Regions from separate parts of the Mus musculus genome. Here region 2 is linked to region 1. A link is a loop called in an ENCODE intact Hi-C map of the cell type or tissue named here. Cell type or tissue: gastrocnemius. All regions are shown on one strand. Links, peaks and the distances in the headings refer to the core of each region. The heading gives the core; the rest is flanking DNA.

The links. A loop is a pair of places that touch in the nucleus more often than their neighbours do. Peaks named below come from ENCODE experiments on the same cell type or tissue, not always from the same donor. Only the 100,000 strongest peaks of a DNase experiment are listed, where the experiment ranks them.
Region 2: a loop joins it to region 1, with 2.4 times the contacts of the local background. A loop is called at or near these places in 3 of 42 quality-filtered maps.

The regions. Positions count from the first base shown.
Region 1 is chr4:106,320,734-106,336,327 of GRCm38, forward strand. The region is part of intron 1 of Usp24 (ubiquitin specific peptidase 24); the gene reads left to right. Gm40218 (a long non-coding RNA gene) reads left to right here and starts at 3,696. Exons shown (of 2, transcript XR_867979.3): 1 at 3,696-4,233; 2 at 4,268-5,622. In gastrocnemius, for the core only: a CTCF peak has its summit at 8,605 (motif pointing right); no DNase peak of the experiment used is centred there; H3K27ac peaks cover 1,694 bases.
Region 2 is chr4:106,249,143-106,264,736 of GRCm38, forward strand. It overlaps Gm12724 (predicted gene 12724), which reads left to right. Exons shown (of 5, transcript NR_151521.1): 3 at 14,598-14,683. Gm52671 (a long non-coding RNA gene) reads right to left here. Exons shown (of 3, transcript XR_003955088.1): 3 at 7,871-7,953. Among named protein-coding and RNA genes, the nearest start is that of Gm12724, 20 kb to the left of the region's middle. In gastrocnemius, for the core only: no CTCF peak of the experiment used is centred there; a DNase peak (open chromatin) is centred at 7,271; H3K27ac peaks cover 2,124 bases.

The DNA of each region.
Region 1 (15,594 bases), core at 5,926-10,925:
TCAGACAAGTAATTGTGAATTTCATGTTTTGTTTTTATTGACTGTGACATTCCTCTGTAGTATTGTGTCAGAAGTATTTGCAAGAATTCCTTGCTTTGTTTGGTTTTGTTTTTTCAGGTTAAGTTGGCCCTGCCACATGGTACATGCAAAACACAGGGGAATTAAAGTCCCGTCCATAGGTAGCTTTTTCACTTGCTCCATTTCTTTCCTTTTCCCAGCTGGAAGTGAAGCTTATATTAAGATCATTTTCTTTTGTCCTAAACTATGTCAGTCTCAGTATGTTTTAGTATCAGTATCAAATGAGTATACATTTTAGTTAGCAGTGATTTGAATATATGATCTGTACTTTGCTTTACTATGATTTGATACATAAAAAAATCCATGTAAAGGTTTGAGGGAAAAATTCTCAGATCAGCTGGAAGTAGATGAAATGAAAATAAAGAGTCTGAAAGCTGAATCAGGATAGCCTGGTTTTTGAAGTAAACATTTCTCTGTGGTGACTGTGGAGTTCCTTGGGGAAGATTTCAGTGAGTGCATGGAAGGGCCCGATTCTCTTTCTCTTTACCCTCTCATTTTCTTTCAAGATTTTTTTCAATTATTTGTTTATTTAGTGGTGTGTGTGTGTCTGTCTGTCTGTCAGTCTGTCTATCCGTGTCTGTGTGTTTGTGTTTGAGATTCTGTTTTTGCCCACACCTTGTTGAGGTAGTGTCTTGATTCTGCTGCTGAACTGAGTGAATACTTCAGGCTCGCTGGCCCATGAGCCTCTGAGAGATTGGCCTGTCTCTGCCTTCCATCCTGCTGTAGGAACTCAGAGATCTCAAATGTACACTACCAAATCCAGCTTTTAAAAAATTTTATTGGTTTTTATTTTGTGTATGCTTGCCTATTTGAATAGGCATGGCATGTGTAACTGGTTCCCACAGAGGCCAAGAAACCGACACCACATCCCTTGGAATTGGAGTTACAGATGATTGTGAACCACCATGTGGAAACCAAACCTGGGTCCTGTGCAAGAGCCCAGCTTTTATGTGGGGCCTGGCAGTTGAGCCCAGCTCGTGAGGGTTCTGCTCTGGCTTCTGGGTTTTTGCCTGCTGAGCTGACTTGCTGGCCCTCACATCTTTCTTTCTTTTTTTCTTTTTTCACTCGCTTTTAGAATATTTGTAATTGGTATAAGGAACTTGCTTCTGGGTGTCTTGTGCTTTTAGTCTGTTTATCATAGTAGACTGTGACAGAATGGTATAGTTTATTAGGTTAGGATTTGAAATCAGTTTCAGTATTAAAAAAATAACTATTGTAATACTTTATATTGTACTGCTTTGATGGTTTGAAGAGAAGATTTCAGGGTTTGTTTGTTTGTTTGTTTTTCTGGTCTCTTTGTGTCGCTCTGGTTGGCCTGCAGTTCACTATGTAGACCAGGTTGGTCTTAAACGCATAGAGATCCTCTTGCCTCTGCCTGTGCAGTGCTAGAACCAAGCCTGGCAAGGTTTCAACTTTTAGCAGAAAAATATATCAGTGTACTTACATACTTTTAGGGTTACTTCTCAGATGTTGTGTGTGTGTGTCTGTGTGTATGTGTGTGTGTGTACATAAGTGCAGGAGCCTGCAAAGGTTAGGTGTGTTAGGTCCTGTGACTGGGGTTACAGTTTCTCTGTAAGAGCAGTGCATGCTTTTTTTTTTTTTTAAGATTTATTTATTATTATACATAAGTACACTGTAGCTGTCTTCAGATGAGCCAGAAGAGGGCATGAGATCTCATTACGGGTGGTTGTGAGCCACCATGTGGTTGCTGGGATTTGACCTCAGGATCTTAGGAAGAACAGTCAGTGCTCTTACCCACAGAGCCATCTCGCCAGCCCGCAGTGCATGCTTTTAACTCCTGAGCTTCCTTTTCAGCACTGAAAATTTTCATTTTTAATAAGAAAGTGTCAAAGAAGGTTTGATAGAATCTTTCAAAGCCACAGATGAGTTTTCTAGGAAAATTTTCATATTTGGAATACCAAAGAAACTTACTCTACTACAGCACATAGATTTACTCATTTGTGTTTAAGCTTTATTGTTTCATTTATTTATTTTTTGATTAGTATAGGAGGCAATAGGTTCCTTCACGGTATTTTCGCACACAGACACCATTATACTTTGTGCTTATTTGCTCCCCGACTGCCCTCCCCAGGCCTCCTCTTTCCTTCTTGCTGTACCGCACCCTACTGCTCATAGAAACATTTCCCCTTCCTTTTTATTGGCGGTATTTGTATGAATGGCTTTTTGGTTTTGACTTTTGAGACAGGGTTTCATGCAGCTCAGGCTGGCCTTGAACCGGCTGTGCAGCCTCCTCTTCTGGACTGCTGATAGGCAGAACTACCGTCAGCTTATTTCCCACCCTGCCTTCATGACAGAGGGGTTGCATTGCCTCCTCTTGTTGCTGTCCCCCGTATTTAGACATAGTCTTCACATGAGGCGGTTTGCTCTGAGAAGTAGGCATCGTGGACTACAATAAGAAGCGTCTGTAGCCCCTTAGTTACAGGAGAAAGGAGCCGTTCAAAACAGGCTAGGTACGTTTCCATAGGGTGATTTGAAACACCTTTGTGGGTATCATAACCCTCAGAGAATGTCTGCATTTATAATGATGTCACAAGCCAAAGGACAGACATGTCAGTGTGCTTTTTTGAAAAGGATTAGAAATGTGTAATACATTTTAACTGACTCTACGGTTGTGGACCTGGAGAGATGGCTCAGGGGTTTAGAGCAGTGCTCAGCACTCAGGGGGTGACTTACAATCGGCTGTGCTTAACTCTACTTCCAGGGGACCTAACACCCTCTTCCTGTCTCTGTGGTCACCAGGGATGCATGAGGTTTAAACACAGTCATGCAAACAAAACACATTTTCATAAAATAAAAATAAATCTTAAAAAAGTTTAATTTAATTTAGAGCATTGAACAAATAAGTTTCAGATATCTAGAGAATTCAGATAAGACAGTTCAGTCTGAATAAACTGCAGATAGTCAACCAAGAAAATTGTTCTTTATTTTCAGAAGAGCTGGTTTTTGCCTTTTTGAGAGCATTGGTTTCATTTTAAAGCTTGTATTTCTCGTTCTCATTGTTTGTATAAAATTTTTGTTGCTGAATATTATCACAATTTTCAGTCACATTTGTTTCATACAATTTTTTTTTGTTAAGATCACATTAGTGACACTATGTCTGTGGTGAATTTTTAACAAAATATATGACCATTTTCATGTTCATAATTTTGTCCAACAGTGAGAAACCTTGTTCCCACTATTGATGGTTTATGATTTTCTTTCTTCCTCTCTGTGAAAAGGAATTTACTTGTTTTTAGAGATTCCTTGAATCTAATTTATGGATTATGAAGCCATACTCTTGATTGTTTTGATTGTTCTGAAGAGCTAACACAGTTAAGTGTAGTACAACCAATTTAGACTTGTCCCCAGCCAGCTTCCAAAACTGTCTCAGACTATGGTGACTTCATTTGGCTTTGTCAAATCTACATCTACTCTCTAACTGCTGGCCTGGCCACCTCCCCAGCGAAGTTTCCTAGATGCTTGCTGTTTCTCCTGACCACGTGCTTATGGTCCATCTCCCCTTATGGTGCGGATCATCACACACACACACACCCCTCTCCCCTCTTCTCCCCCTCCCTCTCTTCCCCTCCCCCCTCCTTCTCCCTCTCTCCCTCTTCATCTCTCCTTCTCCCCTCTCCCCTCTCCCCTCTCCCCTCTCCCCTCTCCCCTTAAAATCTTTATCAGTAGGTCTTCAAAATGACTTTGGAAATTAAAACAAGATTATGGCCAGACATTTTATGGCAGACACTTTGCAGCATCTGTGACCTGTGCTTTCAGACCCCAACTTACTTGTGGAAAAGAATCCCTTTTTTCCTTCTTGCTTTTCACTCCATCTTGTCAGTTTCAGTTGGAAATTGAATTGTACTTTAAGATTTATACTTGGAAATCGACAGCAAGGCATTTAGAAACAATTTAAAGTAAGCTATGCTGACTCAGAAATAGGAAGGTATTCCAGCTACAAGAGGAGCGTCCTGTCAGTTACCTCAGTCACTGTAGCCCCCTCCCTTTCTCTTTTCTGTTGACACCTGTTGTCAGGGCTGCAGAGGTGGCTTAGCGGTTAAGCTCTTCTGCTCAAGCTGGAGGACTGGAGTTGGGATCCCACCACCCATATCTCAAGGCTCACAAGAACTTGTAATTCCAGCTGCGAGAGAAGCAGTGCCACGGTACCTGTGCATGTGTAAGTGCACAGGTGCCCTTTCTCTACCTAGCTGCTCTGGTTCCCATTCCCCTCTTCTCTAAATGTTTCTTTGAAATTCTGTGTGTAGCACTAGAAGGATCTTTCTAACATTCAAGCTTTAATCATAACCTTGGTCATAAGGATCTATAGTCCTCATCTCCTCTGGGTAAAATCTAAATCCTTTTATTGCAGGGTTTCCCTATTTGACTTGATTTTTATCTCTTACCTTCCTTTCCTTTATAGGTTTCTGCCATCTGCTTGCCCACTCCATGCTTCTTGCTTATCTGGCTAGCACAGATTGATTCGTCAAGGCTAGCTCACCGACCATTTTATATGAAGTGCACAAATGTTTTCTACTGCTACATTCTCCCAGTACATAGTGTGCAGACATCAAGTAAAGTGCTGTTGAGGATGAAATTCTAGTTTAAAAGGTGCTTGTATTTGTGTATTTTATCTGTAGTTCCTCGCTGGTGTTTGATCGGATAGAGAATTAACTTAGTGGATAAATAGATGGATAGAAAGAGAATCTGAAATGAAAGGTTACGTGATACTTGAATATTAAATCAGGGTTTGGGAGACTGTTTTCTATTCTGGGTTCTCTGCTTGCTACCTATGTTACTGCGTGTCTTAGGATTTCCATTGCTGTGAAAAGACACCATGACCATGGCAACTCTTATAAAACAAACATTTAATTGGGGCTGGTTTAGAGTTTCAGAGGTTTAGTCCCTTATCATCATAGTGGGTGCGTGGTGAGTATAGGCAGACTTGGTGCTGGGAGAAGCCGAGAGTTCTACATCTTGATCCACAGGCAGTAGAAGGAGATCGTGTGTCACACTCCACATAGCTTGAGCATAGAAGACCTCAAAGCCCGCCTCCACAGAGACACTTTCTCCAACAAGACCACACCTCCTAATATTGCCACTCTCTATGGGTCAGGCATTCAAACACATGAGTCTATGGGGGCCATGCCTGTTCAAAACTCCAAAATGTGCTACATAACAAGACTCTTGTTTCAGAAAACATGAATAATGTCTACATTACCGTTTCCCCAACTATCTATATGCATGTTAGGTTGCCTAAATCACCATTTCTGCAACTATATATTAAGCATGTTAGTGTGGTCAAGGCCCTGGCAATTTTAATAGGCTAATTCATGGAACTTTGCTGACCAAGGGTAGTACAGAGTCCTTTCTTTCCCTAAGATGCTTGTACTATCATCACATGGACTTAATAGTTCACATATCAGAGTCTAGAATTTCCTCCAGGGTTTTAGTTATAGAGAGCATGAGCCCTCTTCAACAGGAGAAACACTACTACATCTGTTACATGATTGGTTGCCATGTTAAAAATCTCATTGAAAAAAAAAATCTACTAAAGACATTTAAAATCTAGAAGTCTTTCCTAGCTCTTTCATATTGTGACTAGGGAAGCTGAAGCTCAGCGAAGGGAAATGACTGAGCCAAGCCGATGTCCCTAGGAAGGAAAGGGTAGTACTGGGACCCAGGCTTGTTGCAGTTATTACTATAACCTCCAACTCCACCAGGGAGTCAGGGAAGCAAATGAAAACCCTGATGCAGAGACCTTGGAGGCTATGTATGTATATGTATATATATGTATATGTATAAAAGTTAGAAGCTGTAGAACCAGTCATGTTTATTTATTGTCTTAAGATAATATTGTGTGAAGAGATACTGTGACCAAGACATCTCTTATGAAAGAAAACATTCACTTGAGGCTAGTTTATAGAGTTTCAGAGGTTTAGTCCATTATCATCAGTCATGTCTGGAAGCAGGGCAGCTTGTAGGCAGACACAGTGGTAGATGAGCCAAGAGCTCTAAATCTCAATAGCTGGGCAGCAGAAGGAGACCGCCACACTGGTTCATAGCTTGAGTATGTAGGACCTTAAAGCCACTTCCACAGTGACACATGTTCCCCAAGAAGTCCACACCTACTTCAAGACTGTATCTCCCAATAATACCAATCCCTATGGGCCAAGTATTCAAATATATGAGTCTGTGGGGACCATACCTATTCAAACCACTGTATACATAAATATATATGCAATATTTGAAATAAGCTAATACTAAAATATTTACATACTGTTATTTTTGGACAGTGAGGCTGATTTTTTTTAATTAAAGTTTTCTTTGATGAACCTTTAATGGCCTATAACTTTTATTAAATGTAAATACACATTAAAACAGACAAATAAACTTTACTGTCTGCCCATTAAAATGTAAGTAGTTAAAAAGTCTAAAGCACTTAACAGTTCTTAAATAGACTGTAAAATTACTCAAATGACTTCTGAGGAAAATTAAGTATAAAAAGATTTACTTGGTTTTTATCTAACATACATGTATGTGTGTGTGTCGGGGGGGGGTAATATATAGATGTATATATATGTGACTGTATTAGATTGGCTTACACAGACATTAGAGTCTGTGTAGTACAGGAGTGGCTGTCTCACTGGAGAGGCTGTAATGCTAGAATCGATCATAGTCTCAGTCTGGAACTGAAGGCTGGTGGAGTCCTGGAGTGCTATTGGTCTTCAGTCTGTGCTCTATTACCAGGAAGGAGTGCTGACGGACCAACAGGGAGTGAGAGCAAGCATGCACAAAGCATTTCCCTCCTTGTGCTCTTATCTCTGCTGCCCTGTTTGAGGGCCGCCATCCCCCTTTAGATAGTGCACAGCACCAATGCCTCACCACGCCTCCCAGGCGTGCCAAGCAGTTTACCTGTTGGCTGATGGCAGATCTGGTCAAGTTGGCAAGGAACATTAGCTGTCACAGAAACTATTCTACATAAATTAGGAACATTTGGTTTCCAGTGTTTGCTTTGCTGTTCTTCCTAACTGGTTGTATGAAGACTGGTTCCACAGGAGTTATCCCTGGGAGCCTGAGTGTGAGCAGCATTTGTAGTTTGGTCTTCCTGCTCTGCCCACCTCTTTTCTGTGTTCGCCCTACACATGTCCTTCCCCAATATCAGCATTTTGTTGTCCTAATTATTGCTGTGTTCTGATGGATCTCTGTTTTAACCGGCCAGCTTTTGAAAGGGTTGTGACTGCTATCTTAAGAGGTTTGTTTTAAGGTAAAGGATAGATTCCAGAAGAACACAGGTAGACACCAGCAGCACAGTTAACAGCTTTTCTGTGTTCCTACCTCCCCTAACAATGTCATTTGTAGAGTCCGGTCTGTCTGCAGGTTTTAAGATTCCAATCACCTAATTCTTTCAGTCTTGTACATTCAGTAACTGTTCGTTTGTTCGTTCGTTCGTTCTTTCTTTCTTTCTTTCTTCCTTCCTTTCTTTCTTCCTTTCTTTTTTTTTTTTTTTTTTTTTTTTGGGTTTTCGAGACAGGGTTTCTCTGTGTAGCCCTGGCTGTCCTGGAACTCACTCTGTAGACCAGGCTGGCCTTGAACTCAGAAATCTGCCTGCCTCTGCCTCCCGAGTGCTGGGATTAAACATTCTTAAAAGAGCAGAACAGCCGGGCGTGGTGGCGCATGCCTTTAATCCCAGCACTCGGGAGGCAGAGGCAGGCGGATTTCTGAGTTCGAGGCCAGCCTGGTCTACAGAGTGAGTTCCAGGACAGCCAGGACTACACAGAGAAACCCTGTCTCGAAAAAAAAAAAAAAAAAAAAAGAGCAGAACAGCTATTTCTGTTATTTTTATTAAATAGAGACTGTAGATATATATTAAATAGTGGTTTAGATCATATCCAATAGATAAACGAACACATATTATACTGAAATACCAGAACAGCAAAATAGTTAATGTCCATTTACTAAAACTAGCCATTCAGATTGGCCAGTTTTCGTCAAGAACTTTTCTGTGTATGCTGGCCCTGAGGTCGGTACTGAGAACAGCTGATACAAGGATGAGGAAGTTGGACATAGTCCTCTCTTGGTACTTTTGTCATTGCTGTGATGGAGACCTGCCAAAGGCAGCTTAAAGGAGGAAGGATTTATTTTGTCTCAAGTTTGGAGACTATGGTCTGTCATGTATGGGAGGCATGGCAACAGGGATGGGGGGGGTACCGGGGAGAGGGACCCCACAGCTCTTTATCTGAACAAATCAGGAAGCAGAGAAAGGACAGAGTTGCTTTCCTCCTGGTTTTGTTTTCAGCGGCAGACCCCAGCCAGGGGTGTTGTTACCCATATCCAGGCCAGGTTCTCTTTTTAGTTTAGCCTCTAGCATCACAAACACAAAGCTAAGCTTCCCTTGTGCCCTAGACATTTCTTTTTTTTTTTTTTTTTTTTTAACACATTTATTTATTTATTTATTTATTTATTACATGTAAGTACACTGTAGCTGTCTTCAGACGCACCAGAAGAGGGCATCAGATCTCATTACGGGTGGTTGTGAGCCACCAGAAGAGGGCATCAGATCTCATTACGGGTGGTTGTGAGCCACCATGTGGTTGCTGGGATTTGAACTTCGGACCTTTGGAAGAGCAGTCGGGTGCTCTTACCCACTGAGCCATCTCACCAGCCCGACATTTCTTAATCCAATTAAGTTGACCATAGAATTAACCATCACACTTCTTTATTATAGCCTTGAGCCTAGTAGATTTTTTTATGTTCAAAATGTAATAAACTATATTTGATTTTTAGAAGCTGGAGACTTTAAGATTCTGAGTTAAGTATGAAGAAATATAGATTTATCAAAAGAATTTGGATAGTGCCTTAGAATTTTTTGTGATATAATTTATCTACAGTGGTATCCATTGCCAGGACTCAAAAAATTTTAAGGGAAAAATTTTTATTGCCATGTACAGAATTTTTATTTACTTATTTGTTGAATGTTTAATATCCATGGGTTGGTATTTTCTCAACTACTGTCTCTTAAGAATAGTGCCATTTATTTATTTTTTTCCTAAAAGCATAAATCTAAAAAAAAAAAAACAAAGCAGTTTATTTTTTACATACACAGGGCTTACTCTGTAGCCCTGACAGACCTGTATAGACCCTGGTGATTTTGAACTCAGAGATCTACCTGCACCTGTCTCCCAGAGCGCAGGGCCATGGCCTGTTTGGTTTTTGTTTGTTTGTTTGTTTGGTTGGTTGGTTTTGTTTTGTTCTGTTTTTCTTAAAGATGGGTTCTCATATTGTGGCCATCCACCTACCTACCTTCCCAGGTGCTGGACTAGAGGTGTAAGCCACCTGCATAGGAACTAATCTTCTATCTCAAAAGTCCTTGATAACACAGCAGAGTCCTTTAGATCTGGATGGGTGTTGGGGCTGTTTGGAAGTCTTGCTGGAGAGGCCTAGCAGCCCTGTGAAGGAAAGCCTTTGCAGAGGCCACTTACAGTTGGGCTCTGGCTTACTATTCCTATTTTGACTTTTGTGGTATGTTTTATGTTGAAATGCTAACCAAAGTAATAAATTGACAGTGTTATTTTCATTTGTGTGATTTACTTCTCACGGTTCATGCCTCATTTTGAAATGTTCTGTTGAATTATAGTAGCAACAGATCATCGCTGCTTCAGTCTTACACACAGGAACAACTGTTGTTTGTTTTTGACAGAATGTGATGTATTGGGTGAGTAGCTAGCACTCAATTCCTACTGAAATGATGCTGGCCAAGTATATTCCTTTGTACCATCAATCAATAGTTTACAATGTGTGTGCGCAGAGAGGCCCACACGCATCGGTAGTGGATGGCAAGCAAGTCCTCTTTGCTTCTCATCACTCTGAGCTTTATTTGGTTAACATCTAGAACAGGTCTGTAGTAAAGGAATTCCAAGCATTCACTAAGGGTTGAAGGTCAGAAATGATGCAACCTTGCTTCTCCTTCCCCCAGTGCATAGTGACAACAATCTGGAGAGAAGTATCAAGGCTACATAGCCAGATATCCTTACAAAGCAGAAACCGTCTCCACAGCCGACTGGTTTCTGCTGTTCTTTTCCTTGTTCCAGCAAATAAAGTTTCATGTTATAACTTTAGGGATTAAAATAGAAGATTTGTCTCAGGGTTGGAAGGGACCATATAGATCTTGGTATGTCAAATCTTGTCACTTAGAGGATAGTGACTTTTGGCTCATTATCAAAATCAAAAAAAAATTGTCCTCTTGCATTTTTGGGTGGACAATGTTTACTGTTTTTTGTTTGTTTGTTTGTTTGGTTGGTTTGTTTTGTTTTTGTTTTTTTGGTTTTTCGAGGCAGGGTTTCTCTGTATAGTCCTGGCTGTCCTGGAACTCACTTTGTAGACCAGGCTGGCCTCGAACTCAGAAATCCACCTGCCTCTGCCTCCCAAATGTTGGGATTAAAGGCGTGTGCCACCACCGCCCAGCATGTCTACTTTTAAAAATGTTCATTCTCTCTCTTTCTCTCAGGCAGGGCCTTGCTCTGTGGCTCAGGCTGGCCTCAGGTGTACAATAATCTTCCTGCCCAAGCCTCCCAAGTACTGGGATTAAAGCCTGCACCATTACACTCAACTTTATTTGAGAGACGGTTTCTGTAGGCCAGGCTGGCCTTCAGTTTGCAGCAATCCTCCTGCTGTAGCCTCTTGAGAACTACAGCCGACTGCACAGCCATGTATTTCTTTGTAACATGAGGAAGTATTTGACTGTAGGCCATCTTAAATATACCCTTCCTCACAAAGTTTCTGTCTTTAGTCAACATGATTCCCTTTGTTAAATATTGTTTGGGTTAGAAGGTCAAAGTTACTATGGAGCTACCTCCTTCCTTTGCTTTCTTCTTTCTGTCTGTAATTCCTTGTAAGTTAGTGAAGGCTGCTGGGCTTCAGGAGGAGAAGGATGCCAAGCAGTTGCTGTCACTTCCCCAGGTGCTGTGTCAGCCTATCACGTTAGCACTCCTGAGCCCTGCCTGAGTGTATGCAGTCAGTATGGGTACTGAGTACTTGGAAATAAGCTGTACAATCCTGGGCCAGTTGGTAGCCTGGTTTACAAACTGTTTCAGATTTGTTTCCTTCATTTTTTTGGGGAGTGGGGGGATGGATTTCTGGATTTTTGGATTTTCGAAATAGGGTTTCTCTGTATAGCCTAGGTTGTCCTGGAACTCATTTTTAGACCAGGCTGGCCTCAAACGCAGAAATCCACCTGTCTCTGCCTCCTGAGTGCTGGGATTAAAGGCATGCACCACCATGCCTGGCGTTTCCTTCACTTTTTTTTTTTTTAAAAGATTGATTTATTATTATATCTAAGTACACTGTAGTTGTCTTCAGACACACCAGAAGAGGGCATCAGATCTCATTACAGATGGTTGTGAGCCACCATGTGGTTGCTGGGATTTGAACTCAGGACCTTCGGAAGAGCAGTCGGTACTCTTAACCACTGAGCCATCTCTCCAGCCCTTCCTTCACTTTTAAACTGTCCTTTTGTTGTCTATATATTAAACAGCGTATCAAAAATACCATCTGGGAGATTGTGTACATTTGTAGATTTAAAATTAAGCATTTAAAAAAAAAGAAATTAAGCATTTTGAAAGATAACTTGGAACACTATTAGCATGTTTAAAACATTTGACCTAGATTCTGTATGTTAATAATTGCAGAAATAAACCTGCAAATTAGTGAACTCTTAGAGGATACTTTAGAAAGTCAGCTTTAAAACATGACACGGCATTATGATTCCTTGTCGGTGCAAAAGGCTTTTCTCCTGGCTGGCCTGCCTTGCCGCCCCGCCACCTTTTTCTGCTCTCGCTGGGTTGGTTGACTGACTTGAAGAGCTAATCCATGGCATTGCTAGTGTCGGTCTGATCCTGCACTTGTCTGCACTTGTCCATTCTCTACAAAGTAGACTTAACACAGCCTTGTGGTCGCTGGTAGGGTAGGAACAATCTTATTTCAGCTCCACAAGCCCCCTAAGACCTCGAAGACTAACATACCCAGTGTGCTGTTAATCACTTTATTGGTAATTGTCAGTTAAGGCTTCATCAAGTATAACCTTCCATTACACAACCTTTTATTCATTCTCCCTGCCCTTTTTGAATTTTAATAGAAACTTTTACATGTTGTGGCATTTTCCCACTATGTTGATACTGTTATTTTTCACTCATATTGAATTGGGAGAGCTTTGAGAAGTGGCTTGGTCTTCTGGGTTCTTTTCCTAAGGTCTAAGGCAGCGTTTACTATTAGAGGTACTAAGTTAGATGGAAGAATCCGTTCTGGGCCATCTTCTTGTTTGTTTTTATTTGTTGCCATCACTCTTTTGAAATATTTGTTCTATTCATGATTAATGATTGATAGAAGGGAGCTCATCTACTGTGGGAGGTACCACCCCTGGCAGGTGGTCCTGGACTGTAAAAAGCAGGCTGAGCAAACCACAGGGAGCGAGCCAGTGAACAGTACTCCTCCATGGCCTCTGCTTCAGCTCTTGCCTCCAGCTTCCTGCCTTGGCTTCCCTCAATGGACTGTGTAAACCAAATAAATAAACCCTTTGCTCCCAAGCTGCTTTGATCAGGGTTTTCTCACAGTACTAGAAACCCTGAGTAAGACAGGCGGCAGTTTGTATAGGGAGAGGACACAGGTCCAAGGCATGGCACTTAGATGAACGTTGTGTCAGTCTAAGCAGCATGAGAAGGTTCTCAGCTAAAGCAGTGTTAAAGGACTGCAGTGTAGGTAATTCCTGAGGTCTTACGTTGACCATTGATTGGAAGGATTTCACAAAACTTTCAGAGACTAGGAAGTGTTTTAATTATTGTTGTAGCTGTGAAGAGAACCCATAACCAAGGCATCATATAAAAGCATTTAAAAGTTGTAGAGGGTTAGTCCATAACCATCATGGTGGGCAGCGTGGTGGAAGGCAGGCAAACATGGCAATGGGGCAGTAGCTTGACACCTTGCAGCAGATCTGCAAGATGGAGGCAGAGAGATAGCAATACTCAGCCTGGCCTGGTCTTTTGAAACCCCAAAGTGTCTCCTGTTAACATGCCACACCTCCTAGTCCTTTCTAAATAATCTACCATCTGGGAATCAAACGTTCAAATATATGAACCTATAGGGGCCATTCTTCCTGAGACTACCATCTGAGGGAAGAGGGAGGAAGGAAACAGATTCCTGTCTGAACTGTTAGTTCTCAGGATGTGGGACATTTGAAGTGCCTCTACTCTACCACGTCTAGTCAGTCCAGCTGAGAGAGAAGTGCTTACAAACAGCCTGAAGAGAGGCTGGCGGCTTTATGCTCTCTTCCTGCTGCCTCTGTGTTAATCCTAGTCCCTGTTTCTAACTGAGGGAAACTGAGATACACCAGGAAGGTTCAGGATCTTAGTTACGCTCACAAAGCCAAGTGTGGTGGCAGAAGCCACAATTCAGACTACCTAGAAAATGTGTGAAATTACCTAAAAAATGAAATTAAGAACAAATGCCAACTCCATTCTAGATAAGGCGACCTCTTTCATATCCAGAATGATATATTGCATTTTAATTATTTAAAAAAATTACTAGTGCTTTGGAAGAAAAGAATAAAGTTTTAATGGGTAATCCTTTCATGCCCAGATCTTTGTTGTGGACACTATAAATTCTAGTTTGTTTGTTTGTGCTTTTTGGTTTGGTTTGTTTCAGAGACAAGGTCTCACTTTGTATACCAGGATGTCCTGTAACTCACTCATGGCCTAGTCTCCCCAACTGCTGGCACCGGGTGTGAGCCACCATGTCCCGCTTGTTTGCACTTTAACATGTTTAAAAATTAATTTTACATGTGTGAGTTGTGGGCTGCATATATGTCTGTGGACTACGTGCATACCTCATTCCTGTGAAAACCAGAAGAGGGCATCAGATTCCCTGGAGCTGGAGTTGTAGAAAGCCTCGGGCTTACCATATGGATGCTGGGAACCAAATTCAGGTCCCCTAGAAGAGCAGCCAGCATTCCTAACCACTGACCACTGAGCCATCTGTCCAGCACCTTGTTCGCTCCTTGTAAAAGCATTTTCCTGGGTTCTGGAGTGGTGCTTCGGAAACTTTGCCTTTCCACCTATCAAGGAAGGAACTGGAAAATTTGTTAAGCATGCCTTAGGTCTAAGGGGACTGGAACTTAAGCTTTTTGTTTTAAATTGTCTTTATTACATATGTTTCCTCTCTCTCTCTCTCTCTCTCTCTCTCTCTCTCTCTCTCTCTCTGGGTGGGTGGGTGGGTGGGACAGAGGACAGCTTCAGGAGCATGGTAAGTCCGGGAAATCAGTTGTCACGCTTGGCAGCAAACGCCTTCACCCACTGAGCTACTTCACACGCTGTGACTTGGCATTTCTATTTACTGTAAATGCAGGGATGGCTGTTGTTCCTAGGCAAGGGGCTGTAGGAAGTGAGGCTCTGGTTCCTCTGTTCCGGATGAGTGAGGGTGCGGCTCAGGGTCCCTGTATATGCTGCTTTCACTTGGGTGCCCATTCATCTCATCTTAGCAGGATTTTAGGAATTGTTTCTCTAATCTGAAATAACAAATATTAGATATGCGCAACTGAATTGTTTTTGAAAATACAGTATAAATAAAGTGGACAATTTCAAGATTTTCTGAAAGTTTTTGTAAATCAGTGATGTGGAATTAAGTATTAATGGTTTCATGATTTAAGCTATTGGCAGTAGCACTTGTCTTCTTTAGCTACAGTTTAGTCAGCTTTAGTTTTCTGTATGTGGCCAGAAATTTGGAAGTTCTTTTGACTACATTGTAATTGTTTGCAAGTAGGATAGTTTGATATTAAAATAAATTGATTTTTTTAAAAAATGTATTTATTTTATGTTTATGAGTATACTGTGGCTGCCTTCAGACACACCAGAAGAGGGCATCAGATCCCATTACAGATGGTTGTGAGCCACCATTTGCTTGCTGGGAATTGAACTCAGGACCTCTGGAAGAGCAGTCAGTGCTCTTAACTGCTGAGGCATCTCTCCTGCCCCCTTGATACTAAAATATACTTTGAGCAACATTGGCAGTCTTTTCTTCATTAAATTAAATAATCTTTGTTTGTTTGTAGAAAGAGTTTCCCTGAGTAGCCCTGACTGTCCTAGAACTCTCTTTGTAGACCAGGCTAGCTTTACAGAGATCCATCTGCTTGCCCCTCCTCCCTCTAGACCAGGCTAGCTTTACAGAGATCCACCTGCCCCCCGCCCCTCACACACACACACTGGCTAAGTCAAATAATCTTTACATGTGTGAGTTCAGTAGATTGGCATATGGAAGCTTATCTATTTACTGGTAGATTTTGCTTCTTTCAACAAGGGGTGTTAACCTCTCATAATGTACCCTGTATCAAGGAGCAGTGTATTGATTCATTTTTAACTACACTGGGATGGCTTCCTAAATAAAAGCTAAGGCCATGACATTAATTTAAAGGCTTATTTGTAAATGTCAAGTAATTTTTAAAGCTCCGCCCTCAGTTAAGTTGCTTCCTTTGGC
Region 2 (15,594 bases), core at 4,346-9,345, 73 kb before region 1:
TTCTCACCTTTAAAAAAAAAAGTTGTATTAATTATAAATAAGTAAACTGTTGCTGTCTTCAGGCACCCCAGTAGAGGGCCCCAGATCTCATTACAGATGGTTGTGAGCCACCATATGTTTGCTGGGATTTGACTCAGGACCTTCGGAAGAGCAGTCAGTGCTCTTAACCACTGAGCCATCTCTCCAGCCTTGTTCTCACTTTCTTGTCTTTAATGCTGCAGTCCTAAAAGAACTAGATTGGTCCAATCAGGGATATTGCACTTGGCAGAGAAAGAAGATAGCTAGCCTTTCTCTCTGGGTGAGGAGAGACGTGTGTCATATGCCAGCTCCTTCGGCTGTGTGGTCCCAATATAGGTGAAGGACTCCTCCTCTTCGGAGGTTCCTCATGATTGGCTATTGTCCCCTAGCCTGCTACTCAGTTTAACTTTCAACTCTGTGCCAGTTCCTTATCATCTCTGAGTCTGTTTCCTCAACTGTAGGGAGATATACTAATCCTTATCTCTGCAGCTTGCCCTGGAGATCAAACGAGACCAAAAATTCAACAGACATGGCCAGTGAGATGACTCAGGGGACTAAGGCGCCTGCCATCAAGTCTGAGAGCCTGAAGTGTGATTCCCCAGGACACACACCGTCAAGGAGAGAACTGTCCTCTGATCACCACACTTGCATAGTGACACACACAACACACACACACTTATTTAAATAGTTAAATATTAAGCATACACAGAACAATCATAGCTCATAGTGACTGCACCATAATATTGACTATTTGTGCCAAGTGATGGCTGAGATCATCAGCTTATGATCTGCTCTGACCATGTGGGTGTAATCCTGACTCAAGAGTAAAATTATATATATATACACACATATATATACACATATATATATGTTTGTGTGTGTGTATATATATATATACATATATATATATATATATACATATATAATGCAGTAAAAAAATATTTCTACATGCCACAGACAAATGTTATAGGATCAAGCTCATTAGAAAGAGTGTGGTAGAAGGAAGGATTTTAGGAGAAGGATGAGTTTAGAGAAGTTGGTGACCACAAGCCTCTTAGACACACTTTTATCTAAGACTGTTATCACTAATCTCCACTACCTACCCTTCTCACCAAGTGTAGTGTTTGGGTAGGATTTGAATTTTTATTTGGCACATAGTGAGTATGGACTTAGCAGGTGTGGCATGATAATTCGATGTGTATATACAACATGGATTGAAGACATGCCAGTAAGCATGTCTATCATCGTCTATGTATCAACCTTCAAGCTGCTCTCTTCTCATGCTTTAGTAGAAATTGTCAATAAGTGGCTATAAACTGTGACCCCACTACCAGCTTGCTCTGGAGCAGTAGAACTTCTTCTTACCCAGCTGTGTTTGGTAACCATCTTCAAGCCTTTTGTCTCCCTTGTGCACTTCCAACTTGATGAACACCAGACTCCAGTTTTCAACCAATAATTCTAGGGCAAACTAGGCAAACTGGGACAACTTCCCACCTAGTTCTACTTCTTTTAATAATTTTTGAGATTGTAATATAGTTACATCATCTCCCCTTTTCTTTCTTCTTTCAGACCCCACCACGAGCCCCACCCCACCCCCCACCCCAACACACCTTGCTCTCTTTAAAATTCCAGGCCTTTTTCTTTAATAGTTGCTGTCGATGGTGGTGGTGTGTGTATTATCCTAGATATATAAATATAATATGCTCAGCCTGTGTAACATTATGTGTTCCCCCTAGTTATTTTTCTGTTTGTTTGGTTTGGGGGTTTTTGTTTGTTTGTTTGTTTGTTTTGTTTTGTTTTGTTTTTTGAGACAGGGTTTCTTTGTGTAACTCTGTCTGTCCGGGAACTCACTCTGTAGACCAGGTTGGCCTCTAACTCAGAGAACCACCTGCCTCTGCCTCCCAAGTGCTGGGATTAAAGCATGAGCCACCACTGCCCGCCCCCCCATGCCCCCCCCATTTTTGATGATTCCCTTGATTGCATGTGTTAATTAATCACTAACTTCTGTAAACTTACCCTCTTAATCCATCCTTCCATTTCAAACAAGACGAATCCTATAATATCTGTCTATGGCATGTAAAGTGGGGGTTTTTACTGTGTTTTATTTTAATATATTTGGGTTTTTACTGTGTTTTATTTTAATATATTTTTCTTTATTCTTGAGAATTTCATACCTGTATACTGTGAAATATGATCATATCCACCCCATGTATACCCTCCCTAACACATGTCCCTCCCCTCTCTCTCTCTCTCTCTCTCTCTCTCTCTCTCTCTCTCTCTCTCTCTCTCTCCCTCTCTCTCTCTCTCTCTCTCTCTCTCTCTCTCTCTCTCTCTCTCTCTCCAGCTAAGGCCAGTTAGTGCTTGGGTGCGGGGCCATCTACTCTTCAGTGGGAAACTTACCAATATCCACACCCTCAAAAAAGGGGGGGATTCTTCCTCTCCCAGCAGTTATCAACTGGCAACAGCTCTTCAGTAAGTAGGGGGGGTTGGAGATCACCCCCATCTGTGGAATTTTGGCTAGCTTGATTCCTATTGCTGGAGATACCCCACCCTTTGGTTGCAGGACACAGAGAAATTAATTCCAAACTGACTTGGAAATTTCCTCCCTGACAGCTAGCTTTTATAAGAGAAAACCATCAATGGACATGCCCAATGCTAGATCCCACATGTTACCATACTGACCTGCTAGGCAACGATGTGCTTGCCCACTGGTGTAACAGCGCATGACTATTAAGAGATAATCAGTGTCTGACTGGATTGGGAGCCTTGTCTATAGGAGGGAGTTTTATGACTGGTACTATAATGCTGGTCAACAGCCCAGGTGATCACAGACCCTGGGGTAGAGCCTGCTATTGTAATTTTTGCTGATCCAAGTGTGTTGTCTTCATCTGTCTTACATGATTATCCTTAGAAAAGGATCCCTGATACTACTCCCCACCCTCCCTGTCATCCGTAGTTCTGAAGAATTGTTATTGGTGAACGTGATGGTGTGATTGAGGGTGGCCCCTATAGGCTCATAGTTTGAATGCTTGGTTTCCAGTTGGTGGGACTGTTTGGGAAGGGTTAGGAGGTGTGGTCTGTATTAGAGGAAGTGTGTCACTGGGAGTGGGCTTTGAGGTTTCATAAACCCAATGCCATTTGCTGTTCGCTCTCCCTGCTTCCTACTTTCAGATAGGATGTGAGCTCTTAGATATTGCTCCAGTGTCTGCATGTCTACTTCCATGCTCCCCGCCATGATGGTCATGGACTCACCCTCTGAAACTGTAAGCCCCAGTAAACTCTTTATTCTATAAAATGTCTTGATCATGGTGTCCTCACAGCAATAGAAAATTACTAAGGCAATGAACATGAGTGTTATTAGCAGTTCATCCATTTTAGCAATCAAAATCTTACACACATATCCGCAGGTACTTCTGACGTGCATGAGAAAACAAATGAATTCACTGACTTAATCCAGATGAAAGCAGCTCCAAAGTTTAACAGCTAATGCCATGGAAATCTTACCACATGGCTCCTGGGTAGGAGGCATAATTATTTATCTACTTGAAAAACACAATAACAAAGAGTGACCTTGCCCAGCATTATGGAGGAAGTAGGTCACAGTTATAGTTTGATGTTGGTGTAGTTTTAAAATCAATACTGAATTTGCCCAGGATCGGCTGCCCTCTCAACTTCCTGTTTGCTTTACTGCCTTTAGCTCTGGTAGGTTTCTACACTACTAGCTACCACCCAAGATGAGACCCTTGAACCCACAGATAAAAGACACACACACTGGTTGTATCTTTACAACTTGCCTTCTAGGCACAATTGCTGGGTACAATATCTCCCTCCTGAAAAAAAGTGTGCCCTTACCAATTTATTATCGCCATCTCTCCACCTGCCCTAAACTTAATGGCTAGTCCCACCTAGCTCCTGCCAAACATCTTGGACACCTACCAGTAGCGGAGACCATGGGCTCCAGCTCTCCCCAAGACCTCACATGACTGCAGCGTTCCTCTTCCTCCAAAGCATGGCAGAAAGGGCCTGTCTCTTCTGCGTCTGTCTTTTCCTGCTGGGACCCGGAAGTCCAGCCTGTACCTTCCACTCAGCAATTGTCCCCCCCACCAACCCACTCCCAACCCCTGCCTTCTATACTGACAAATCAAGAACCAATTGGGGAACAGGACTTATCAGAACCTTACCGTACAGTTTGAGTGTGAAGTGTTCCCTGCAGGATCATGTTTTGGAACACTTGTTCCCAGCTGGTAGTGCTACTCTGAGGAGCTGTGACTTGGAATTGTAGGAATCAGCCTTTGAGCATTACAGCTGTACTCTGGTCCTGATCTAGTTCTCTGATTCCCTGCTGAGGACATCTGAGGATGCTGGAAACTGCAGACTTTCAAGGACTGCCCCCACTCCAGCCACCATGACTTCCTTATGGTAATGGACTCTTCCTCTGAGCTGAGAGCCAATACAGACCTCTCCCCCATTAGGCTCCTTCTGTCTTGTTTTTGGTCACAGGAACAAGAAAAATGGCCAATGCAGTCAGGATGCTGAGACCCAAATCGAAGGTCTGACATCCTTAACTATTGCCAATGTGATGGAATATGTGGTCAAGATATACAATGAGAGCCGGGCGTGGTGATGCACACCTTTAATCCCAGCACTTGGGAGGCAGAGGCAGGTGGATTCCTGAGTTCTAGGCCAGCCTGGTCTACAAAGTGAGTTCCAGGACAGCCAGGGGTATACAGAGAAACCCTGTCTCAAAAAAAAAAAAAAGATATACAATGAGAAATTTGTGGACCCCCTCTTCCCTTGCCTCAGTATACACCTAAAGGTCTTCACCTAAGTAAGGAAAGACTATGATTAAATTACCCCGTAGATAGCAATGAAAACACTTGACATGTTTTGAAGAAGCTAGCTTTACTACTTAAACCTAGACAGTTTAAAATACAGATCTTTTCTCTTTTTAACTTGGTTTAATATGCCTTTCTTTTTATAATTGAATACAATATTTACACCAATCTGTCCACTGTTATAGCATCCAAGAAACTCCAAACACTAATCATTTGCGTAACTCTAGAAATAAGGGGTTTTTTTGAGTCTCATATAACCCAGGCTGGCTTGAATTCCTGATCCTTCTGCCTCTGCCTCCACCTCCACCTCCACCTCCACCTCTCTAGTATATAGATGTTCCCCACTACATCTAGTTGATATGCTACCAGGACTCAAACTAAGGGGTTTGGGCACGCTACACAAATACTCTACCAACTGAGCAACATCTATAAGCACATTTCTTATTTTCATAATTGTTTAATTTTGAGAACTGTTTACATATTCTGTAATCCTATCTTGAATTGTATTTCTTTAGCTGAAGATGGTTTTGGGTGTTCTCTGTTGCTTAATCCATCTGTCTGTGGCTGATGTCTCTATATTATGTTTGTGTGAGGGCTTGCCTCTTGATAATCTATCTAACTTCAGATCCAAGGGTTAGGTGGAGAACCTAATACATTACTGTGGTTTTCAGTTTTGTTTTAGCAAATGACGTGTTTTGCTTCATATTATCTACTGAGAATATTTTCACAAAAGTGAGTTGTCTAGGCCCAAGAATGGAAAAACTCACTGTTTAGTCTTTTGTCAACTTGACATAAGCTGGAGTCATCTAGAAAGCAGGAACCTCAATTAAGAAATGCCACCCTCAAATTAGCCAGTAGGTATGTCTGTGGGGCATTTTCTTGATTAATGATTGATGGAGCGGATCAGGACACTGTGGACAATGCCACCCCTGGGCAGATAATCTTGGGTTATATAAGAAAAATAGCTGAGTGAACCCTAGAAAACAAGCCTGTCAGCAGTGTTCCTCCATGGCCTCTGCTTCAGTTCTTGCCTCCAGGTTCCTGCCTTGAGCTCCAGCCCCGGCTTCCCTTCATGGTGAACTGGAAGCTGGGAGCTGAAATCAGCCATTTCCTCCTCAGGCTTCTTTTGGTTGGAGTTTTATCACAGCAACAGAAGCAAACATGAATCCTGTAGTAGGCCTTCAAACAAAATCCTCTCTCCACCACTTACAGTTGGGTGACTTTAGACTCTAGCTTAATCTACTCGTAAGCCTCATAAGTCAAAAGACAACAATAACATCCCCACAGGCTGGCTATAATGATTAACAAAATAAAAGACCTTGAACCACAGTAGATCAAACAGAGGTAGCTGTTAGTAGTATATCAATTTAAAGGCAGTTTTACAAGTGACTATCTTTCTCTCCAGAAGGCTTACATGACACATAGCTTGGTTATTAATTAAGATAATAATGTAGAATGATTATAGTATAACAGTCATAGTGATTTCCCTCTACAGTGTCTCTTTTTTAATTAGGCCTCCCAGAGACAGAATACCTTACTGTAAATGTTAATGGTGGAGTTATCAGCTGATAGAAGACTAGGAAGGGAAGCTAACGCTAGTACATTAGTGTCTCTTCATACCAGTGCTGTATTCATTATTGCCATTTATTAGCCACTACCTGCATGGCAGGCAGAGCCAGAAGCTTCTGTGTGCCTCCTGACTTAGTCTTCATAATATAAATTATAAGTCACAGTCACCTTAAAGATGACAAAACAGAGTCAGCAACGATGGAAACACCCAGGAGGTATTGCAGGTTGTGCATAGATCATTCTAGAATCTGCTGTTCTGGTGAGCTGTCCTTGCTACACTCCTGCACCAAAAACTATAATGTAGTTGGATATTCTCATCTCTAAAGCAAAAGCTCTGAGGGCTCTCCTGCCTTCAGCTATGAGCTGTGCTCTACTGCATACTAAACTTAGGCACGTTATTTAACATCCCAGCTTTAACTTTCTAATCTATAAAGTGGGGTTAGTAACAGGACCTAAACATATAAGGTGGTAATTAAGAAAAATAAATGAGTTACTATATACATAAAAATTCCTAGTGCAGTTCTTGGGATCTAGTAAATGTTTCATAAGTGCTGCCTGTTACTATAAAGTGTACATGTCATTATTAGATGAAGGGCTAACATTTCTGAGTTGGGTGTGTGCTCACCTTGATCTGCCTGCCTGCCCAAGCTCCCTTTCTTTAAGCCAACATGTCATAAAAGCTATTTGGGTTTTATTTCTCCCTGGAATTAGAAAGTTGGGAAGACATTAAAATGAAAATAATCAGGCTGTACAAATTCCTCTTTGCCAAGGTGGCTATGAGCCAAGCCTGCTGGCAGTCAGCATGCACAAGCCAAGGGGAGATGAAGGGTACATGTCCCTTCAAAAACTGTTCCTGCCAGGATCAATCTCTGGCCTGGAGCCAGAGCTTTCCTTGTCTATAACAGGGCCAGCTGGACAAGACAAGAGAGCTCTGTTGCTGCAAGGGTCAAATGGCCTGGCTCTCCTAGCAAGAAAGCAAGGCTATCCTTAGGTTTTTCCATCATAAAGGGCTGGGTGAGTGTGGCTGGAATTTAACACATCTATTCTCAGGCCGGCCATGGGACCTGAAGACAAGGTAACGGGTTGCTCAACAAAACAGTCCTGACAGGAGCCTAAGGTTAGTTCCCAGGAGAGGGAAATCAAACAAAAATCCCCAAGGAGTAGGCAGAAGCTGATGTTGCCCTGACTGTAGAGAAGCAGAGGCCACCACACCAGTGAGCCCAGGGAGGCCACAGGACTCACTGCTTGGGATCTGCTAGCTGTGTTGAGGGTTTTAGTTTTTACTATAAAAGAAATGGAACCTTTTCTGCAGAGGAAAGGAAAACTCATATTCACAATTTTAAAGCTATTTCTTCATCAAATATCTTGAATACCTACAGTCAATGATACCAAGTAACTTAAATGACTATCATGAAAAAAAGACTCCTCACCTGCTAGAGCAGCAGCCGCAGGAAAATACTTGGTCCTTCAGTGCAGGGACCAAGTTCTGGCAATACTTTGTCATCAAGTCACATCCAACCTTCTACTGCTGCTGTTAAATTGACAGAAAGAAAACTGTTGCAAGTTAAAAAAAAAAAAAAGGTACAAGAGGTAAAACTGGCTATGAAGCCATAGTACCAAAATAAAGACATCTTCAGAGCGTAGGGGAAGCAGTGGGCAATGTCTGTGCTATTAAAAGTAATGTCTACTAAAGTGGCAAGTCTGGTCAAAGCCATGCAGGCAAGTAGAGATATTCACAGTAGGAGGGCCAGAAGACAACTTGGCAAGAACTTGTGTCTACCTACAAAACATGGACCAATGTGGGAACTGCTGTGAAAGATGTTGTCAGAAAACTGATGTTGTCAGGAAAAGATGTTGTCTGCAAACTGAAATCTCAGCATACTCCATTAACTGAAAAGCAAACATAACTGCTATGGAAATTTGGTTCTGATAAAATTATTTATATTGTAGGATATAATATTTGTTCCAAATATAGCTACCCCTAACCCCAATAAAACAAATTTAAGGGAGAAAAAAGGAAATAGCCATTCTTACTGGGATTAACAGATAGATAAAACCAAAGAACAGTGTGTCTGGGGGAAGAGACATGTGTCACCAGGCAAGCTTCCTAAATGGAAGAATGTGAAATTCAAAGGCAAAAGAAGCTCCCTTCTCGGGGAACAAGTTACTCATGGGAGCAAATACAGAGACAAAGTGTGGAGCAGAGAGGGAAGGAAAGGCCATCCAGAGACTGTCCCCACCCCCCAGGGAGCCATCCATATACAGTCACCAAACCCAGACACTATTGTGGATGCCAAGAAATGCATGCTGACAGGAGCCTGATATAGCTGTCTCCAGAGAGGCTCTGCCAGAGCCTTACAAATACAGAGGTGGATGCTCAAAACCAACCATTGGACTGAGCATAATGTCCCCAAAGAAGGATTTTGAGAAAGGACTGAAGAAGCTGAAGGGGTTTGCAGTCTCATAGGAAGAACAACAATATCAAACAACCAGTACCCCCAGAGCTCCCTGGGTCTAAACCACCAACCAAGGAGTACACATGGAGGGACCCATGGCTCCAGCTGTATATGTAGCAGAGGATGGCCTTGATGGGCATCAATGGGAGAAGAGGTCCTTAGTCCTGTGGAGGCTTGATGCAGCAGTACACTGCCAGGGTGGGGAGGTGGGAGTAGGTAGATGGGTGGGAAAACACCCTCATAGAAGCAGAGGGGGAAGATGGGGTAGGGGTTTGGAGGGGACAGGGAAAGGGGATAACATTTGAAATGTAAATAAAGAAAATATTCAATTAAAAATGAAAAGCAAGAAAAAGAGCTTCCTTCTCTTTTTCAACTGAAAATGAATATATTTCATGCAATATGTTCTGATCGTGGCTTCTCATCTCTCATCTATGTCCCAGATCCTCCCAATCTCCTCACTCACTCACTCATCCAACTTCAGGCTCTCTCTCTGTCTCTCTCTCTGTCTCTCTCTCTGTCTCTCTCTCTCTGTCTCTCTCTCTCTCTGTCTCTCTCTCTCTCTCTCTCTCTCTCTCTCTCTCTCTCTGTCTTCTCTTTCTCTCTCCTCTCTCTCTCTCTAGAAAACAAACAAGATAAGTGGATGTTAGCCATAGAATACAGAAGCTAAACAAAAAGGAAGACTCAAGAAAAGGAAGCTTGAATCTCAGAAAAGGGAATAAAATAGTCCTAAGAGGAAGATGGAGGGAGGGAACAGGGTATGAGAGGGGATGGAGAGAGAAATGGAGGAAGTTCAGGATCAGGTTCAGGATCAGGAGGGCACAGGAGGGATAGCCAGATGGCCATGAGAATGAATGGAAATCTGTGTCTGATGGGGGTAGGGAGGTAAGGGGTCTCTTCAGGATGTGACTAAGACCTGGGATAAGGGAGGCACCCAAGGATCAATAGGAGTATCCTCGGCTGTGACTCACAACACTGGGGACATGAAACCTGAAGGGGCCACCTCCTGTAGCCAGACAGGAACCCCGGTGGACTGATAAGGACACCAACCCACCCACAAAACTTTCAACCCCAAATTTGTCCTGTCTACAAGAAATTCAGGGATGGGTGATGGAGCAGAGACTGAGGGAATGACCAGTCCAACATGAGACCCATCCCATGGGCAAGCACCAATCCTGACATTATTAATGATATTCTGTTATGCTTGCAGACAGGAGTCTAGCATGGCTGTCCTCTGAGAGGTTTCACCTAGCAGCTGACTCAGACAGATGCAGAGACCCACAGTGAAACTGTGGATGGCGCTTGGGGACACTTATGGAAGAAGGGGAGAGGATTGCAAGCCCCAAAGGGGTAGGAACTCCACAAGAAGACCAATAGAGTCAACTAACCTGGACCCTTGAGGCTTTCAGGGACTGAACCACCAACCAAAGAGTATACAAAGGCTGGACCTAGGCCTCCCTGCACATATGTAACAGATGTGCAGCTTGGACTTCATGTGGGTTCTGAATAACTGGAGCAGGGGCTATTCCAAAAGCTGTTACCTGTATGTGGGATATGTTCTTCTAGCTGGGCTGCCTTGCCCGGCCTCAGTGGGGAAGGATGTGCCTAGCTCCATAGAGACTCGATGTGCCAGGGTGGGAAGATACCAAGGAGTTCCCTACATGCTCAGAGAAGAAGGGGAAGAAGTGGGGGGAAGGATCATGGGAGGGGACCACCAGGAGTTAGGCAGTGAGCAAGATGTAAAGTGAATAAAGAAAAAAAAAAGAAAACAAAGAGAAAAAATTGTAAGAACCACATACACAACACAAAAATTAGAAACCACAATGTATAAGCAAAAGGTTTTTTTTTAAATACCTAGACAACACATTATAAAACAAAAGCAGTTTCCAAAAATACCATTGAATTCATTTTGTGTTGGCCATCTACTGCTGGGCATGGGGCCTGCCCTTAAATGTAACTTATATAGCCAGCGAGACCCCATTGGATAAAGCTTTTCCTTTGCAAGCTGTTGACAGTTGGAGATAGCTTATGGATTAGGGCGAGAGGCTCCTGTCCAGTTTCCCTCTCAGTGCTAGGACCCCTCGGGCTTGGACCTGTGAGGGACTTGTGCATGCTGCCATGGTCTCTGTGAGTTCATACGTGCATCAGCCCTGTGGTGTCTGAAAGACAGTTTTCTTTGCATCCTTCATCTCCTGTGGCTCTTACAAACTTTCTGCCTCCTTTTCCACAGAGCTCCCCGAGCCCTGAGGGAAAGGGTTTGACAGAGACATCCCATTCAGTTCCAATGTCTCTCCCTCTGTGCACATCGTCCAGTTGTGGGTCTCTGTGTCAGTTCCCATCTACTGCAGAAGGAAGCTTCAGAAGATGCTATCTCTAAGAACTCTTCCCAGTGAAGGCGGATATGAGGGTTCAAATGGTCATGTGTTTGAGCACTTGGTCCTCAGCTGGTAATATTCTTTGGGGAAGCTCAGGAGATGCCTTGCTAGAGGAAGCATGTCAAAGGGGTGGTGGACTTTGAGAACTTCCAGCCTTCCCTTACTCCCATTTTGATCTCTCAGCTGTGAGCTTACAGTTCAGGGTCTGAGCTCTCAGTCTCCATGCTTGAGCTGAATATTACAGGAATTCATGTGTGCAGTGTCTGCTACCAAGCCAGCCCTCCATGATGGAGATAGACTCCTACCCCTCTGAAACCATAAGCCCAAATAGGCCCTTTGGTCACAATGATTCATTACAGTAATAGAAAAGTAACTAGCAGAGTGGAGCTTGAATGCACTGACATGGGTTACACAGTCTAACATAGTTTAGATGTTGCAATGTGCAGACACTGCCTACTGGTAGCCCAGGCCCAAAACCCAACCCTACCACTCACTTGAGATATGTGAAACCTTGAACAAGATGCTTACCCTTTCTGATTTTTTTTTTCCAGACATGGTCACATGTAGTCCAGGCTAGCCTCAGACATTCACACACCATTTTGTTTGAGCCAGACCTTAATGGAGTAATTAGACTTGAATATGCAAAGGTGGGAGAAGAAATCTTTAGTACGAGGAACAGGGTAGGAAAAGCACACAGGATCAGAAGCACAGGATAGTAAAGGCACACGAAGAAGTTGGGCGGGGTAACACATAGCTGTAACCCAGTTCAGGGAGCTGGATCGTGAGAATGGCAAGTTCAAGGTCAGCCTAGGCCGTTACAAAGATCCTGTCTCAGACAACTAAAGATGAAAATGACAAGGAGTGCTTGAAAGCAGAAGAGCAGAGTAGCATCACGGAGGTGGAGACGTACAGAGAAGAGTGTCAACATTTCCTGAATTTTTATGAGGTGTCAGGACACTGCACACATTAATTCCTGTAATATTCACAGCAGTGGAAGTGTAATCCCCTCCGTTTCACTCTGGAGGAATCTGATGCTCCGAGCCCTTGAGAAACATGACCAGGCTGGAGAGTGGAAAAGATTGGCTCTTAACTGACCTGACCCTGAAGCTCACATTCTTTTAATCAGGACCGCCCACATGCCTTCCCCACAGCTAGTGCCAAAGAAAGCATAGATGTCACTGTGGTGGTCCATGTTAATTTAAATGTTAATTTAAGCTAGATTGGCCAGTGTGAGGGAACTCTGACCACATCTGGGGGAAATTATCTTGATTTTTTTTTAAATTGAGATGGAAAGACCCTCCCACTGTGGGCGTCACCATTCCCTGGCTGGGATCTCTGACTATGAGTGGAGAAAGGCAACTGAGAAGCAACATTCTTCTTTCTTCCTTCTTTCTTCCTCCTCCTCCTCCTCCTCCTCCTTCTTCTTCTTCTTTAAGATTTATTTATTTATTATATGTAAGTACACTGTAGCTGTCTTCAGACACCCCAGAAGAGGGCATTAGATCTCATTATGGATGGTTGTGAGCTACCATGTGGTTGCTGGGATGTGAACTCAGGACCTTCAGAAGAGCAATCAGTGCTCTTAGCCACTGAGCCATCTCTCAAGCACAGCTTTCTGCTTCTTAACTCTCCCTGCAATGTGGCCAGTGGCTCCCAGCTCCTGCTGCCCCTACCTCCCTGCCATGATAGACCATAGCCCTGGTCCCTGAACTAGAACAAACCCGGTTTCCTTTTAACTGCTTTGTTGGAGTTTTGCCATAGCAACAAAAGGGAAACTAAAGCATGTACCTTCTCAGCTAATGTCCATGGTTCCCAAATTACAGAGGCTTTGCTAAGATTTCAAGCATCCAAGGTCCACAGCTGGGAAGCTCACTCCAAAACTGCTGTAGGCAGACCAAGTTCAATGCCTTTTAGAGCTCAGCATTCAATGTAAATGTGTCAGCTGTGTGGTGGGGGGAGGTAGGGCTTCAGTCACACTGCTTTCTATTCACACCTCTGAGTTACCTTGGAGTAGTAACAAATTAAGCCAGAATTGGCTCTTCGCACTGAATGATTTTAGAAAGCTTGCTTTGCTTCTGCAGCTTGGATAATTTCAAGTGCCAAAAAAGGAAGCAGATCTGATGGAAACCGCATGTAAAGAAGGTGCATACATTACTATAAGATCCTGCAAGCTGGATTCTTTTTTCAGAAACCCCCTTTCATCCATTTTTTTTTTATCCCTCTAGCTTTTTGACAACTACAAGGAAGACAGTAAGGGTAAAAATAAAAATATTTTAATTGCTATTTCTAGCCCCCCCCCCACAAAAGCCATTTATGATAAATGTGTCTTTTACATTGCAAGGTAATTTCTACCAAGAAAACAAACAAATCCACATGCTTTGAGAATTGACATTTGAGGGAGAATTGGCATTTAGCAAGTTTAAAAATAGAAACTCCAGTAGATACAGCATCTGCCAATTAAACATGTGAATCCACATTCAGGCTTGCTGCACTGGGGAAACTGCCCAGGTTATTGGACTATTCAATAATGCCCTATTTTTAGGGCTGGGGAGCCAAGAAAACAAGCTGGCTTCAGCGTCTCATTAAACAGAGTACAAGGGCTTCCACAATACATCCCTATAGTGCCCAGAAATAAGAACCTAGAGGACAGAGCATGTTTTTCTGTGACAAAGCCACTATGTTACAACTTTTATAGGCAGCTGAGATTAATAGGAAGTGGGTTGAGTGGCAGCTGTGTCCTTTCTCATTGAGATAGTAGAGTCACGAATGGTTGTCACCAAGAGGACCTTAGGGATGACCTGCTACGGGACATGTGATGTTTGTTGGCTGTCTAGTGTGGTTGCCCTCTGATCCCCACTCTGGGAAACTAAACTCTCTACCATAGAAATGTAGTCTGTCTCATTCCCCCCAGAAGCTGTTTTCTTAGTCTCCTGGCAGCCAGGACTCAACTCTATAACCCGGCTTTGGGAGTCATTTGCATCTGTTCAGCTTTTGGGATGAAGAGTTGGTGACACAGGAGAGGAGGTACGGGGGCTGGGGGTACACGCAGGTGAAATTTTTTTCTGAGTATAGCAGCAAAACCTGAAGCATCCACTTCCTGAGGGCAATGGGGCAATGTTGCCGACAGAGGTGCCAGATGCCACCTCCTGGCACAGGCAAGCTGAGATGCTCCACCGGCAACAGCTAAGTGCCCACACTGACCTTGGTGGAGTCTGGCTCTGGTCTGCCTGTGCTGCCTTCCTTATTCCTCCCTCTCTGTGAGTCTGGTTCTTCAGGCTTCCTGGTAATCGAATGAGCTAGCCAATACCCTTTCAACCTGCTGATTTTTTTTTCTTCATTTTGCCCAGGGACAATATCTTTACACTAAGAGTCTGAATGACTATAAGCCGGCCATGCCTGATTAATGCTAGGACATACATCATAAATCAAAAAGGTAGGTGCAAGTTTGGTTTTAAAAAATTAGACAATCATTGTTACTCTTCAGATGAAATCAAGAGTGAGAGGGGAAGAACTGTGGCCAACTGCAAGCAGACCAGGCCTAGAAGTTAGGTCCTGACTCCCATTCATTGTGTGTGATGGTTTGTATATGCTTGGCCCAGGGAGTGGCACTATTAGAAGGTGTGACCTTGTTGGAGTATGTGTGTCACTGTGGATGTGGGCTTTAAGACCCTCATCCTAGTTGCCTGGAAGCCAGTATTCTGCTAGCAGCTTTCAGATGAAGATGTAGAACTCTAAGCTCCTCCTACGCCATGCCTGACTGGATGCTACCATGCTCTCACCTTGATGATAATGGACTGAACCTCTGAACCTGTAAGCCAGCCCCAATCAAATGTCCTTATAAGAGTTGCCTTGGTCATGGTGTCTGTTCACAATAGTAAAACCCTAACTAAGACAGTGTGCTTAACCTCTGTGTGGCCCAGCCTTACAAGGGAGAGAAAGTGCCTATGCACTCTGCCCCTAACAATGCGTTCCTGTTCCACAGGTCCACAGGTCACCATGCCTTCCTGACCATTCTTCAACTAAAGCTACTTCCCTTCAGTCACTTTCTCTTTAGACCTCCAGCTCACAAGTAATCTCTAATGTTCCTTCTTTCATTCCCTTCTTTCTTCTTTTCTTCCAAAAAAAGAGGGAAAAAAAGTCTTACCGCATACCTAGCACCAGCTATGTCACCTATAATGAGGGAAATACAAACCAACCCAAATATCAACAACATTCATGTTAAAGAAAAGCATTAATCAAATAATTACACAAATAATTGAAAACTGAAAATTAGGAAGGAGAGAGTAATTGCTATTATTATGTCAGCACCAGGGGTCTTATTTAGCCCAAATTCAAAAAAGGACC